Regions from separate parts of the Homo sapiens genome. Here region 1 is linked to region 2. The links are chromatin loops, found by intact Hi-C in ENCODE. Cell type or tissue: sigmoid colon. All regions are shown on one strand.

Evidence for each region. Hi-C counts contacts between places; a loop is a spot of excess contacts. Peaks named below come from ENCODE experiments on the same cell type or tissue, not always from the same donor. Only the 100,000 strongest peaks of a DNase experiment are listed, where the experiment ranks them.
Region 1: a loop joins it to region 2, with 12 times the contacts of the local background. A loop is called at or near these places in 107 of 110 quality-filtered maps.

The regions. Positions count from the first base shown.
Region 1 is chr2:26,600,976-26,608,975 of GRCh38, forward strand. The region is part of intron 3 of CIB4 (calcium and integrin binding family member 4); the gene reads right to left. Among named protein-coding and RNA genes, the nearest start is that of CIB4, 36 kb to the right of the region's middle. In sigmoid colon, a CTCF peak has its summit at 4,620 (motif pointing right); no DNase peak of the experiment used is centred here; H3K27ac peaks cover 315 bases.
Region 2 is chr2:26,742,526-26,750,525 of GRCh38, forward strand. No RefSeq gene overlaps it. Among named protein-coding and RNA genes, the nearest start is that of SLC35F6, 18 kb to the right of the region's middle. RefSeq lists enhancers at 1-431, 7,520-8,000. In sigmoid colon, a CTCF peak has its summit at 3,396 (motif pointing left); a DNase peak (open chromatin) is centred at 3,386.

The DNA.
Region 1 (8,000 bases), 140 kb before region 2:
TTTGGGAGGCTAAAGGGTGAGGATTGCTTCAGTCCAGAGTCTGAGACCAGACTAGGCAACATAATGAGACCCTGTCTCTACAAAAAAAATTAAAAATTGGCCAGGTATGGTCTTGCACGCCTGTAGTTCCAGGTACTTGGGAGGCTGAGGTACAAGGATCAATGAGCCTAGGAGGCTGAGGCTGCAGCATGCCATGATTGTGCCACTGCACTCCAGCCTGAGTGACAGAGTGAGACCATGTCAAAAAAAAAAAAAAATATATATATATATATATATATATATATATATATATATGCATGCTAAGCCTTTAGTAATTAATGTGGTATGGTATTTGTTCAAGGATAGACAAATAGATCAATGGCCATAATGGAGACTCCAGAAACAGACCCACACATATATGGCTACCTGATTTATGACAAAGATAACATGGCAATGCTGTGGGGGAAGGGACAGTCTTTTCCATAAGTGATGTTGGGTTTAGTGGACATTCATATGGGGAAAAAATGAATCTTTATAATCCTACCTCACACCATACACAAAAATCAAATCCAGACTGATCATAGATCTAATATGTAGGACTAAAATAAAACATTAGGTAACTATCACAGGAGGATATCTTCATAATCTCGGGGGCAAAGACTGTTTAACAATATACAAAAGCACAAACCATAGGAGAAGACTCATAAATTGGAGTATATTAAAAATTTTCAAATTACATTGCTCAAAATACATAATTAAGACAATGAAAAGGCAAGCCATAATAATCACTAGGTACTTCCACAGGTGAATGGATAAACAAACCATGGTGCATTCATGCAATGGAATACTACTCAGCAATAAAAATGAAGAACCATTGATTAATGAAACAACGTGGATGATTCTTCAATGCATTTTGCTAAATAAAAGAAGTCAGACACAAAGGGCTACATATTGTATGAGTCCATCCCAGAAAATGTAAAACCATAGGGCTGGAAAACAGATCATAGCTGTCAGTGGTTGTGGGAGGGGGAATGAGTTCACTACAAAGGAAATTTTGGGGGTGATGGAACTGTTCTCTAGGGTGCTGTGGTGCAGATAGAAGCCATGCCTTTATGCATTTCTGGAAACCCATAGAACTGTACACCACAGAGTGAACTTTACTGGATGCAAATCAAAGACAATATGGGATGATAGAGAATCCAGGATGGAATACAGGTCATGGCAAATGAAACCAACTGTATTACAAATGCATGACAAAACCTTCCTGAAAGGAGTGGAAGAAGAGGAAGTGACCAAGTAACTTTGAAAGGTGGTGTTTGACCAGGTACGTAGTCTAAAGACCAAAATAATATAAATAAACTTCTAGGGAGTATTCTAGGGAGTCATTCCAGGGAGTATTCTAGGGAGTGTATTCTAGGGAGTCAATTTGATTCTCACAGGGTTATGGATTAGCAATTCTTACCACAAGTATACAAAGAGTGAACAAATACATAAATAAATAACAAGTTATAAGTAAGATAAAATAAGTTATAAAGAAGCAAGAGGGAAGGCTAGATATGGTACTGGATTAGTCAGAGACATCAATATGAACTAATGGGTATTTTACTACATGTACAGATGGATAGATACAAAATAAATATTGATGTGTAGTATACATGGGTTAGTATACATACCTATATTTTCTAGCTTCTGTCTACCAAATAACTTTACAGTGGAGAAACTTAGAAATACCATCCTCACCAAATGATCAAGGTTAATATCACCAGTAATAGGTCATGTTGATGTCAGGTATCCCCTGGTATGATGCAATGAGAAGGGCGGTTCAGGCCAGGTGCAGTGGCTCACGCCTGTAATCTCGAGCTTGGGTGGCTGAGGCGGGAGGCTCACTTGAGGACAGGCATTCGAAATCAGCCTAAGCAACATAGTGAGATCCCATCTCTAAAAAATTAAAATAAGCTGGTGTGGTGTTCTGTGCCTGTAGTCCTAGCTACTCGGGAGGGTAAAAGGGGAAGATCACTTGAGCCCAGAAGTCCAAGGCTGCAGTGATCTATGATCGCTCCACTGTGGCATGGGCGATAGAGCAAGACCCTGTCTCTAAAAAACGGGGTGGGGTGGGGGGGTTCACTTCTGTGGTATTTGCACAAATCCATTACTTCTGTCTAATTATGAGAAAACATCTGACAGACCCAAGTTGAAAGATGTTCTACAAAAACACCTGGTCTGTGCTCTCCAAAAAATCATGGAAAAGCGAGACTGAGAAACTATCACAGATCAGAGGAACGAAAAACACGCAATGACTAAATGGAAGGTGGGACCCTGGAGGGGATCCTGACACAGATCAAAAAACATGAGTGGAAAACTAGTGCAAGCCGAGCAAAGTTTGTATTGCATTAATACAATGCAAGCACTAATTTTTATTTCTTAGTTTTGAAAAATAAAGTAAATATAAAAATACCTATATAAAAATATAATAGGTATACAGGTCCTGTATACCTTTCACCCAGCTTTCCCTGATGTGAATACAGGGTGAAAGGTACACAGTCTTGTCTTACTAAATCTTAAAAGCTGGACTTGAAAATATCAATGATTTCAGTAACAAAACAGCATCCAAGAACAAAACTCAGTAACATTTAAATGAATGCAACAAAATTAAACACCTAACCATACAAAATTTACAGTGTTTAGCATCCAGTAAAAAATTATCCATCATGCAAAAAAAGAAGGAAAATAAGACCCACAACCAGTAGAAAAATCAGCTAAAGAAAACAGACCCATGCTTATGCCTGTAATCCCAGCACTTTCGGAGGCTGAGGCAGGCAGATCACTTGAGCCCAGGAGTTCAAGACCAGCCTGGGCAACATGGCAAAAACCCTATCTCTATTTTAAAAAAATACAAAAATTTACCAGGTGTGGTGGTGTGCGCCTGTAGTCATAGCTCTTCAGGAGACTGAGGTGGGAGGATCACTTGAGCCCAGGAGGCAGAGATTGCAATGAGCCAAGATTGTGCCACTGCACTCCAGCCTGGGCAACAGAGCAAGAGCATACCTTAAAAAAAAAAAAAAAAAGAAAGAAATATGAAGAAAACTACATCAATGCACAGCATAATCAAACTGCTAAAAAGCAGTAATAAGAAGAAAAATCAGAGCTGGACATGGTGGTTCATGCCTGGAATCCCAACACTTTGGGAGGCAGAGGCAGGAGGATCGCTTGAGCCCAGGAGTTCGAGACCAGTCTGGGCAGTTTAGCAAGACCCTGTCTCTACTAAAAATAAAAAAATTACCTGGGCATGGTGGTGCACGCCTGCAGTCCCAGCCACCTGGGAGGCTGAGGCAAGAAGATTGCTTGAGCTCAGGAGAACGAAGCTGCAGTGAGCTATGATCATGCCACTGCACTCCAGCCTGGGTGACAGAGCAAGACCCTGTTTAAAAAATATAAATAAAAAGAAGAAGAAAAATCTTTCTCCAGAGGCAGGAAACACACAGGTAGAGAGGAACAAAGATAAAAATGACACTAGGTCTCTTATCAGAAACTAAGCAAGCCAGAAGACAATGGAGCGATATATTTTACTCTCTGAGAGAAAGAAAAAAGTCTCTTATTCTACTCTTCTATACCCAGCAAAAATACCTTTCCAATCTGAAGACAAAATACTCTTTTTTTCCCCCAGACAAACAAAACCTGGGTGAATGCATCAGCAGTAAACCAGAGCTACAAAAAATATAAAAGGAAGTCCTTCTGACAGAAGGAAAATTCCAGAAGGAAGCCTGTTTCTGCACAAAGGAATGAAGAATATTAGAAATCATAAGTAGGTGAGTAAACATAAAGGGTTTTTCCCCTCATTTTGAATCCTTTTCAAGAAGACAAATTCACAATTATAGTTGGAGAGTTTAACATCCAATGATTGATAGAACAAGTAGGACCTCTAAAAATCATTAAGGATATGAAAGACTTAAAAAGACTACCAATCAACGGGACCCAATTGATATTTTACAGAACACGCCACCCCACACAGCAGAATATACATTTTTTTCCAAGTGTACTTAGAATATTTACCAAGATAGACCATATTCAGGGTTATAAAACCAATCTCAATGAATTTAAGAGGATTTAAAGCATACAGAAAATGTTATTTGAACACAACAAAATTAAATTAGAAATCAATAATAAAAAGATTCTTGAAAACCCTCAAAGTCAAAGAAATCATGAATAATTAGAAATTATTTTGAACTAAGTGAAAATGAAAACATAACATATGAAAATTTGTGGTATTCAGTGAAAGCAATGTATACATGGAAATTAATAGCATTAAATGCTTGAATTTTTTAAAAAAAGAAAGGTTTTTAATGTTTGTTCAAGTAAAAAAAAAAATGTCCTTCACCCCTTGTTGGCAGTCAGTCACCGGGGGAAAGTGTATCAGCTGGTGGATGGTGGAACCCATTCCACCCTGTGCTCCTGGGCTACCTGCAAGTGGCTGCCCGGAGGAAATGGAAGAGCTTATCACCACCCACGGTGACTTGGACGCCACAGGTAGATGAAGTTGCTGGACTCACCTGCGAACAGGGGAGTGGACGCCCTTTCAGGGAAGGCTCTTCTTCCTTCATCTCACTGCCTAGGAGGAATTCCTAGTTCTGGGTCTGAACCAGGATTCACCCTTCAGCACTAGAGTATCTCTACCAGAAGGTGGCAGTGTTGGGTCAGCATCATTCAGTCAGTTCACAGACCCAACAAGTGAGCACCTACTGTGTGCAGGCTGTGACGACCTTGCAGGCAGGTGGCAGGGACGATATTATCACTTCATTTTGCAAATGCAGGGTCGATATTATCACTTCATTTTACAAAGAGAGGAAACAGCTCAAGCCCAAAGAAGGAAAGCAACTAGCCAAACGAAGGTCAGGACTCAAATTCTGAATTCAAATGCCCAACTACAGTGCTACTTTTGACTCCATCGAGCATTTAATTAACTGTTTCCCAAGAAAATGTTTCAAAATCACACTCCCACCTACCATGCAGGCGGGGTTTGAGGAATCGCCATGAGTCCCATGACCCTGCCAGCCCGCAGTTACTCAGAGAACAGGCCAAGGGCAGGGGGGAGGCGCGGGGGAGGGCGAATGATGTGGCTTCTTCCTTTGGGAATGAAGACACAAAGCTCATCGTCTGAACTTCAAGTCCTTGCCGCAAATGCATCAGGGTGAGGTACTGAGCAACAGACACTGCGCTGAGTCCTGGGGCCCCCCAAAATGATGCAGACGCTGCCACTGCACTCCAAGAAACTCAGCCTAGGCACTTACAGATGTTTCTTCAGAACCAGACAGCGTGGGGAAGTATCTCAATCAAGCGCACGCAAAGTGCTATGACAAGAGCTAGGACAGGACAGTGAGGCTGGGAGGCAGGACGGACAAAGGGCTCGGAAGGAGAAACCAGGAAGAAGACAGAGGGGAGCAAAGCCGAGGCCAAATCCAGAAGGGAGGGAGATGTGGTGGAGGATTCAGGGAAAAGCTGTTCAGGGGAATGAGAAAAGAGGCAGGGCCAGAGGACTCCCCCCTCCTCCCGCGCCCCTCAAGCTGTCTCTTTCCCTTCCAGGGAATAAAAATGTGAAGGAGGAGAAGGCAGCAGTGGGGTTTAACTTGGACTCTGAAACCCCTCAGAGACTCTAGCTGGTTGGTATGACCCTCCCCAGGTAGAAAGAACCCTGAAATTTTCATTTCTGGGGCGCTGGGGTCCAGGGAGCATGGAGGGTGAGAAATTTATTTAGGTGAATGCACTTCCTCTATTGTCCGGGGCCCTGGAGGCATCTTTCCTGCTAATTATTTATAAGAAAGGGATAGCCCCTGTGTTTGAGATGCTCAACCTTCCTGAAGTCTAAAAACAGAGAGGCTCAAATGGGAGCTGTCTCCTAGTGACAGATGGGCTGGCAGGGTCAGGCTAAGGATGTGTCCTGCCGGCAGCTGGAGGCGGATCGCTAATGGAACAAATAGGGAAGAAAGGCAGTAAAAATGTTAAATATTATTAAACAGCCATGGGATCATGTGGCTTGAACCTGACTCAGACCCACCAAACCAGTCCTCCCCAGATTCCAGGCCAACAGGTACCTGCCACTCCCTGGAGGAAACTTCCCAAAGAGCCATCTGCCCTAACTACCTCTCCTAGGTGGAGCTCAAAGGACTGCAGGCCTGAGGTTTTGGGGGCCACCTAGAAGCCTGGTCTTGCGTTGTGGGAGATTTGGGGTAGGCAGTGGAGCGAGCAGAGGCTCTGGAGTCAGATTGACTCTAAAAAGTTAGTATAATGACTTCTTATTTGACATCTACAAGATTTTCCCATCTTGCAGCTTTTGACTATATTTATACAATCTCAATATTTTAATAGTGCAACTTGCCCGAGCAAAAAAGAACAAAAAAGATAACCAAAAATCAATTGTCCCCTCACTTGTTCATCAACATCTATTACAGGAGAAACAAAACTTACCCGTATTGTAGATAAATATCTATCCACGTTTGTACATTACCATTTTTAATAGCTTGTGATCAACTCTACAATATCTTATAACACATTAAACAATATTCAAATTCCTAGATAACAACACAACAAAACAAGCTGTGTGACCTCCATTTCCCCATCTGTAAAATGGGTAAAGTCATAGCCTTGTTCACAGGGTTTTGTGGGGCTCGAATGAGATTATATTTGCAAAACACCTGGCACTGCCAGGACCCGGATAAACATTTGCTACCATGAATAACCCCCACCCCACTTCACCTGTCCTCCATCAGCACCACCAGCACCACCAACACTCCTGGCTCTGGTAGAGCTGTTCATTTTGAGCTCCAAGCAAAGCTGTTACCTGGGCCAGCGTGTGTCCAGGGGTTCACCCTGCCTGCCGGAGGGCAGCAGAAATGTGTGTTCTGGCTCTTCAGATGCTGACTTTGGCCAGAGGCTTGGCTGGCCAGCCAGGCTGATGTGAATGTCACCTCCACGTGAAATCTCCAGGGGACTCAAAGGAGAGCAGCTCTGGCCGGGCGCGATGGCTCACGCCTGTAATCCCAGCACTTTGCAAGGCTGAGACGGGTGGATCACCTGAAGTCAGGAGTTCAAGGCCAGCCTGGCCAACATGTTGAAACCCCACCTTTACTAAAAATACAAAACTTAGCTGAGCTTGGTGGCGCATGCCTGTAATCTCAGCTACTCAGGAGGCTGAGGCAGGAGAATCCCTTGAACCCAGGAGACGGGAAGGTTGCAGTGAGCTGAGATTGCACCACTGCACTCCAGCCTGGGCAACAGAGTTAGACTCTGTCTCAAAAAAAAAAAAAAAAAAGGAGAGTGGGTCTGGTGAGAAGGGGGTGAGAAGGGGGCTCACGTGCTGTGTACCTACCTACATTTCACCTCGCTCTGCAATTGAGGCTAGAGAATGACAGAGGCACTAACACATTGGCTGTGTGTCTGAGTCCCACAGGGAATTTGAAACAAAATTCAGATGCCTTAACCCTAGCATAGACTTTCCGAGTCAGCACCTCTAGGCCTAAGGCCCAAGAGTCTGTATCTGAATAAGCTGCCTGGGTTTCTCCGTGGACAATCCTTAGACTACATCCACTAAATGACCTGATCGAACTCCCAGGGCCACTAAATGGCAGAGACATGACACCAGATGCTGTCAGGCTGACTCCCAGGCTGCCCCATCCTTGCCTGGACAGAGCCTGCCACCCAACAGGGGTGGCGATGCGATGGGGGCTGTGGGGAGAAGTGGTGTGAAGCGCAGACCACACCCAGCCTCACTCCAGTGCAAACCACCAACCTGGAAACAGTGGTTTGGCACAGATCTCACCAAGCCTTCTTTCTCTCCCTGCACTCCCCAGCACCCCTGTCTCGTGGGTGGCCGGGCCCTGCAGAGGTGGCATAGCACATCACCCCCACCCCGGGGCCCACCCTCTTCTCACCTCTCCCTCTCTTGCTCTCTCGTCGCTCATGGTCACTTCCACCTGAGATGAGCTGTCTCTCCTGCAAGCCTGTCCTTTAACTGGCTTCCCTCTTCTAAT
Region 2 (8,000 bases):
TCGGAAGGCCCACAACCCACCCCTAGGACGCCACCTCCCATGGGGTCAGCCCATGGCTGGGAGTGGTTGGGGCTCCAGGATGCTGAGGGCAGATCACTGCCGGGGCCAGGCTGCTGTCAGGCCATCCCAATCCAAGCATCAAAAGTGAACAGCAGCTCCCACTTCCCCCTGCTCTGGGCTGCAAAAATGGACCTCGTAATCGACCATACCAGCACAGTACTTACTTTCTAGTGGACCCTTCCTTCTGTCCACTCTCTGAACCTGTGAGGTGGGCAAGGCAGTCAAAATCGTGCCCACTCTGTGAATGAGGGCTTCATGCTTCCACTAGGCCAGTGGACCTGTCTAAACCCCACGGCTAAAATGCTTAGGAAGGGGGAGCTTCGGCTCCCCAGCCAGCCTCAAAAAGGGCCCTCAAAGCGTGAGGAATGGATCTTCAGTGGAAATGTACAGAGTCTCACAGTGGGACCAAGTATGCCTGCCTTTATAGAAAGGACCTACAGGGACCACCTCTTCCTCCCCTCCATTTGCTAATAAGGAGGATCGATACAGAAAGCTCAGATAAGCTCAGAGTCACACCAGAAAAGTAACAGAGCCAGGCTAAAGCCAAAAAGCCACTCTGATTTGGACAATCATGGAGAGGACTTCTCCCCTTCCTTCTGGTTGGTTCATGGTGAAAAATCTGACCATGGCATTCAGACAAAGCCTCATGTTCATGAGGAGACCCTGAAAGCAGTCAGGAAGTCAGCCGAGGTCCCCAGGGGACACCTGCAGCAGGGCCATGAAGGATGACATGGTTCCCCTTCCCTGCCTCAGTCAGCACAGAGCAGAACAAATCCTCATGCAAGATTTGGCCAGAGCTGGAAGGAGCCCCAGAGGCATCTCAGCCTGCCTCATTTCACCCCTAGGGAAACTGAGGCCTGATAAGGACCCAGGAGGCGGTCATGACCATCTGTACTTTCAGTTGCCATAAGAGACCAACAATCCGGGAGCGATCGGGACAGGTGAGCCAAGGAGGTCCGCAGCAGGGGCAGGGGTATGTGTGGGTACTGTTACAAAGGGCATAGGCCTAGCTCACTACCTCCCCTATTCTCACAGCGCAAGAGACACTCTGAGGCCTGTTGCCCGAGGGGCCTGCGGGCCAAGTTCAGATGATCTAATACAAGGAAGAAAACCACTACCTCTGTTGAGTTTCTATCAGATGCCAGGCAGGAATCACCATGCCCAACTTACAGGTGAGGCCCAAGTGGCTGAGTGACTTGTCTGAGGTCGCCCAGGAGGTAAGGAGCAGAGCTTGGACTGCAAATGCAATGTTCTCCCACTCCACCTCCTTCCCCTCAGACCTAGAGGCCGCCCTGCTACTGCTATTTGCTTTGGGATAGTGTTGCCCTACCTGCCTGCTCAGCCTGCACCCCTGAGGTAGGGCCCTGTGGCCCCTGAGCCAGCTCCCTCCCATCCATGCTCTGGGGTCTTTCCATGTCCTTGTCATCCCCCAGCCCCTGCTGGAGGGCTGAAGCAGCTGGAACTGCTTTTTCCCACCAGGCCTGTCAGGACCAAGTCACCAGACCTACTCTCTCGAGAATCACTGCGTAATGGCCACTGGGAATCTGCATTTTAACAGGAAAGTTCTGGAAGCACTGTTTTGGAGAAATAAAGACTGGGATCTGCTGCTCTCAGGAAAGACTTTAGTTCTGTTTTTGAGGAAGGAAAACCAATTTCCACTCTATTCCACTAGGGCCAAAGCCAGCTGATATGCCCCCTTGATGGAATTAACAAGGAGCCTCTTCCAGGAGGTACAACCTCATGTGGTGGGCAAAGAGCCCCTTTCCGTGGGGGGATAAAAAGATTTCCCTTCCTATAAGCACATAGTTCCAAGATTCCTTCAGCTGAGAAAGTGAGGAAGAAGTGCAGAGGCCTGAGGCAGACACTCCTCCCACTTGGTCACTTTCACTCCGGAGAAGAGTGTCCCACTGCAGCATTTATCCTGCCGGCACCCCTCCCCACTAACACCAATCTCTGCTCTGGAGAAAAGGTCGCTTTGCCCGGAGTCGCTAAAAATCACACATTAACAGCCCTAGTGGTTTCCAGCAGTTTCAATGCTGGCTTCAGCCAGAAATGTCTTAAAAAGGCCACCCGCTCTTTTTAATCCATAGCATTTATATTTTATAACATTTAAACAGAACCATTTTAAGGCAAAGATACATAGGACTTTCCTCACATGTCCACATAAAAAGGAAAAACCAGGAGATATCTATTAGGTTGGTGCAAAAGTAATTGCGGTGTTTGCCGTACATTAGACAACTAGGGAATTCTTTCTGAGCCCAGCAATGATCAGCTCCTACAGAGTACCGCTGCCTCACACGGGGGATCTCCCTCCTCCAAGAAGCCCTCGTGCCTACCCTCTGGGCTAGGAGCCTGGATATCAAGCCCCAAGAAAAGGTGTCCTCTGTAGAGGCAGCTTCCCCGTTACCCATAGACATAACAGCTACATTTACTGAGCTTTCTAATGTTTCAAGAACAAACACTATTAAAAGAATGACAATCAATATCACAGGTGACAGAATTACCCCATTTTACAGATGGGAACAAGCTCAGAGAGGTCAACAGACCTGCCCGCCCCTGATTCCACAGCCCATGCCCTTCATGGCTCTCTGCCCCAGCCAAGGCCTCCCCAGCTCACAGGGAGGCTGAAACCTCCTGCCAGCCTGCAGTCTTGCCAGCCTCTTACGCTAGGCCACCCTGCCCTCCTGGTTGAGGGCACTTGACTGTGTCCTCCACCATCTGACTCCTGGAGAAACTCAGCCCTCAGCACCTCTTTTTGTTTTATGCAGCTCCCTGAATCACACCCTTTTTGATGCTTTCTTTTTTTTTTTTAATAGAGATGGGGGTGCCAGGTGGGGTGGTTCATGCCTGTAATCTCAGAATTTTGGGAGGCGGAGGCGGGTGGATCACTTGAGGTCAGGAGTTTGAGACCAGCCTGGCCAACGTGGTGAAACCCCGTCTCTACTAAAAATACAAAAAAAAAATTAGCCGGGCATGGTGGCACAGGCCTGTAATCCCAGCTACCTGGGAGGCTTAGACAGGAGAATCCCTTGAACCCGGGAGGCAGAGGTTGCAGTGAGCCGGGATTGCACCACTGCACTCCAGCCTGGGCAAGGAGCAACACTTCGTCTCTAAATAAATAAATAGAGATAAGGGACTTGCTATATCACCCAGGCTGGTCTCTAACTCCTGGGCTCAAGCAATCCCCCTACCTCGGCCTCCCAAAGTGCTGGGATTACAGAAGTGACCTTTTTGATACTTTCAATATTAAAATTCCCTCCAGTGACACCCATCATTTGTAAAAGCTGGATGGGCCCAGCCTCATCTCACTTTGGAAGCAGGGTCAGAGCGCCATCTGGTGGCTGTCTAGTGAGCCTTGTATTGGCTGAGCAGCAGAATCAGAGCCTGAGATCTGGAAGGCCCCTAGGAGTCAGGTGGTCCAGCAGAGGTTCAGAGATGGGAAGTAACCCACCTAAAGGCACATGGCAAATTAGAATCCATCTCCAGGACCATAACCCAGCGTTTGGGCAATAAGACTGTGCTTTTCGAATTCCCCTGGTGTTTCGGAGAAGCTGCATATCTGGAGCCATATCTGATAGTTGTGAAGTGCAAGTAGAGACAGTCCTATTCTCAAGGTGCACCATCTTCCTGGCGTGGCATCCTTTATTCTGCTTATCATTTTGAATAGGTCAATTTACACATGGTATAAAATTCAAAAGGCACAAAAAGGATATGCAGTGAAAAGTGAGTCTCTCACACCCTAGCCCTCTACCACACAATTATCACTTTCCACATCTCCACCCAGAGATTTTCTCTATATTTACAAGTATAAAATATACATATATTTTAGCTTTTACATAAATAGTAGCATATCATACGCAAGGATTTTTCTTTTCTTTTTTTTTTTTAGACAGGATCTCACTCTGTCACCCAGCCTGGAGTGCATTGTAGTGGTGTGATCTTGGCTTACTGCAACCTCCAACTCCCAGGCTCAAGTAATCCTCTCACCTCAGCCTCCCAAGTAGCTGGGACTAAAAGTGCATGCCAGTATACCTGGCTAAATTTTGTGTTTTTTTGTAGAGACAGGATCTTGCCATGTTGCCTAGGCTGGTCTCGAACTCCTGCATTCAAGCGATCTGCCCACCGTGACTTCCCAAAGTGCTAGGATTACTGGCGTGAGCCACTGTGCCCGACCTTACATGGGGCTCTTAACAACACATCTTGGAGATCATTGTCCATCGCACATGAAGAGCATCGTCATTCCTTTGTAAAGCAATACTGTATTCCCTGCATGGCAGTACATGGAGGCGCCATAACGTATTTAACTACTCTTCTTTAGATGGAAATGTGGGTGGTTCCCAATTCATTGCTATGAAAAACACGTAGGGAAAACATGTTAGAATAAATTCCTGGAAGTGGAATTGCTACAATTATCAGTTTTCATTTTGGTCTCACAGACCAGAAAACCCAACATAATAAAAGTTTAATTATGTAAGGCCTCATTATCTCATAGCAAACAAGCCTAGAAGACAGTTCATGGGCACATGGTAGCTCCAGGCTGGGAGAAAGGATATGAATATGTTAACTGTATAGATATTACCAAATCGCCCTTCTCAGAGGCTGAACTGTCTTGATTTCCACCATCAGTGTACAGCGTTTCCTTACAGTCAGACCAAGAGCACATTATCATACTTTGTTTGAAATTTCCCAGCTGAACAGGTGAAAATGATACTCATTGGACTTTTATATCACTTTTGCAGGTTCAACCTCCCAGACTCAAGCAATCCTCCCACCTCAGACTCCCAAGTAGCTGGGACTACAGATACATGCCACCACACCCAGCTAATTTTGTTGATTTTTTTGTAGAGATACCCTTCTCACTTTGTTGCCTAAACTGGTCTCCTGGGCCCAAGCAATACTCCCATCTAAGCCTCCCAAAGTGCTAGGATTACAGGCATGAGCCACCATGCTCGGTCTTATATTTTTTTCTCTCTCTGTTTTTTTTTTTTCACAGGGTCTCACTTAGTTGCCCCAGCTGGAATGCAGTGGTGCAGTCTTAGCTTACTGCTGCCTCTGTCTCTTGGGTTCAAGTGATTCTCTTGCCTCAGCCTCCCTAGTAGCTAGCACTGCAGGTGTGTGTCGCCACACCCGGCTAATGTATTTCTCTTATTATGAGCACTGTTGAGCATCTTTCCTGGGCCTAAGAGGTACTTCTTTCCCCATGGATTGTCTCGTTATATTCATTGTCCATCTTGCTTTTGTGTTTTTGGCCTTGTTTGTATTGATTTTTTGTTAACAGCTTTATTAAGATACAGTCCACATACCATAAAATTCACCCATATGAAATGTACAATTCAGTGGTTTTAGTATGTTTACAGGGCTGTGCAACTGTCATCACAATCTAATTTTAGAACATTTTGTCTCCCTTTCAAAAGAAATCCAGTACCCATTAGCAATCACCCCCACCATGCATATACCATACACCTCCATGCCTCCCCCACCAAACACCCCCACACCTAAGCAATCACTAATCAACTCTCTGTCTCCATAGTTTTGCCTATTCTGAACATTTCATATAAATGGAATTATACAATATGTGGTCATTTGTGGCTGGCTTCTTTCACTTCACATAATGGCTTCAAGGTTCATCTGGCCGGGCAAAGTGGCTCATGCCTGTCATCCTAGCACTTTGGGAGGTTGAGGCAGGCAGGGCCTGAGCTCAGGAGTTACCAGCCTGGGCAACCCGGTGAAACCCCATCTCTACTAAAATGCAAAAAATTAGCTGGGCATGGCAGCATGCGCCTGTAGTCCCAGCTACTCAGGAGGCTAGGGGAAGAGAACTGCTTGAACCCGAAGGTGGAGGTTGCGGTGAGCCAAAATCGTGCCACTGCATTCCATCCTGGGCAGCAGAGCAAGACGCCATTTCCAAATAAATAAATAAATAAATAAATAAATAAAGTTTCATCTATGTTGTACCATGTATCAGTACTTCATTCTTTTTTATTGTTGCATGATGTTCCATTGTATGGCTACGCCATACAGACTTCTTCATATGTCAAGGAAATTCGACCTGTGTCTGTGGTGTGAACTGCAAATATTTTTCACAGATTGTCATATATCTTTTATTTATGCTTTTTTCCCCATGCAAGTTTTTTTTATCACACGCAGAAGACCTTTCCTACTCCAGAACTATTATAATGTCTTCAAAATGGCTCTTCCACATTCCTTTCTAGAGATTTCACAATTTAATTTTTTTATTCCAGTCACATCTTTTATCCAGCTGGAATTTATTTTGGTGTAAGGTAAAAGGTGGGAATCTAAACTTTTTTTTTTCCTTGAGACAGAGTCTTGCTCTGTCGCCCAAGCTGGAGTGCAGTGGCACAAACTCGGCTCACTGCAACCTCCGCCTCCCAGGTTCAAGCATCTCTCCTGCCTCAGCCTCCCGAGGAACTGGAATAGCTGGGACTACAGGCGCATGCCACCATGCCCAGCTAATTTTTGTATTTTAATAGAGATGGGGTTTCACTATGTTGTCCAGGCTGGTCTTGAACTCCTGACCTCAGGCCATCTGCCTGCCTCGGCCTCCCAAAGTGCTGGGATTACAGGCATGAGCCACCGCACCCAGCCTCTAAGCTTATTTTTCACAGATATCTACCCAGTTGTCCCAATAACATTTAAACAATCCCCACTGATTTGAAATGCCACATTTGTATTGTATTTATTAAATTTCTGCTTGTGTTAGGGTGCATTTCTGGACTTCCTATTCTTTCACGGTTACTCATCTGTCCATGGACCAGTACCACAACATAAAGATCTATAATGCTTAACTTTATATAATGGAAAATTTCAAATATGCAAAAAATTGGAGGACATAGTACAGTGAGCCTCCATGTACACATAGCTCAGCTTTAACAATCACTGGCCGGGCATGGTGGCTCATGCCTGTAACCCCAGCACTTTGGGAGGCCAAAGCAGGCAGATCATCTGAGGTGGGGAGTTTGAGACCAGCCTGGCCAACATGGTGAAACCCCGTCTCTACTGAAAATACAAAATTAGCTGAGTGTGGTGGCACGCGCCTGTAATCCCAGCTGCTTGGGAGGCTGAGTCAGGAGAATTGCTTGAACCCAGGAGGTAGAGGTTGCAGTGAGACTAGATCACGCCACTGCACTCCAGCCTGGGCATCAGAGCAAGACTACATCTAAAAAAAAAAAAAAAAAAAGGCAGAAAAACAACAAAAAAACCAATCATCAACTTTCTGCCATTTATGTCTTCTAAGGGCTTTTTTTCCCCTCTCTATTTTTGTGGGGAAAAGAGAGATCAGATTGTTACTGTGTCTGCGTAGAAAGAAGTAGACATAAGAGACTCCATTTTGTTCTGTACTAAGAAAAATTCTTCTGCCTTGAGATACTGTTAATCTGTAACCCTACCCCCAACCCTGTGCTCCCTGAGACATGTGCTGTGTCAACTCAGGGTTAAATGGATTAAGGGCTCTGCAGGATGTGCTTTGTTAAACAAATGCTTGAAGGCTGCATGCTTGTTAAGAGTCATCACCACTCCCTAACTTCCAATACCCAGAGACACGGTACACTGCTGAAGGCCGCAGGGACCTCTGCCTAGGAAAGCCAGGTATTGTCCAAGGTTTCTCTCCTTGTGATAGTCTGAAATATGGCCTCGTGGGAAGGGAAAGACCTGACCGTCCCCCAGCCCCACACCCGTAAAGGGTCTGTGCTGAGGAGGATTAGTAAAAGAGGAAGGAAGGCCTCTTTGCAGTTGAGATAAGAGGAAGGCATCTGTCTCCTGCTCGTCCCTGGGCAATGGAATATCTCAGTGTAAAGCCCGATTGTATATTCCATCTACTGAGATAGGGGAAAACCGCCTTAGGGCTGGAGGTGGGACATGCTGGCAGCAATACTGCTCTTTAAGGCATTGAGATGTTTATGTATATGCACATCAAAAGCACA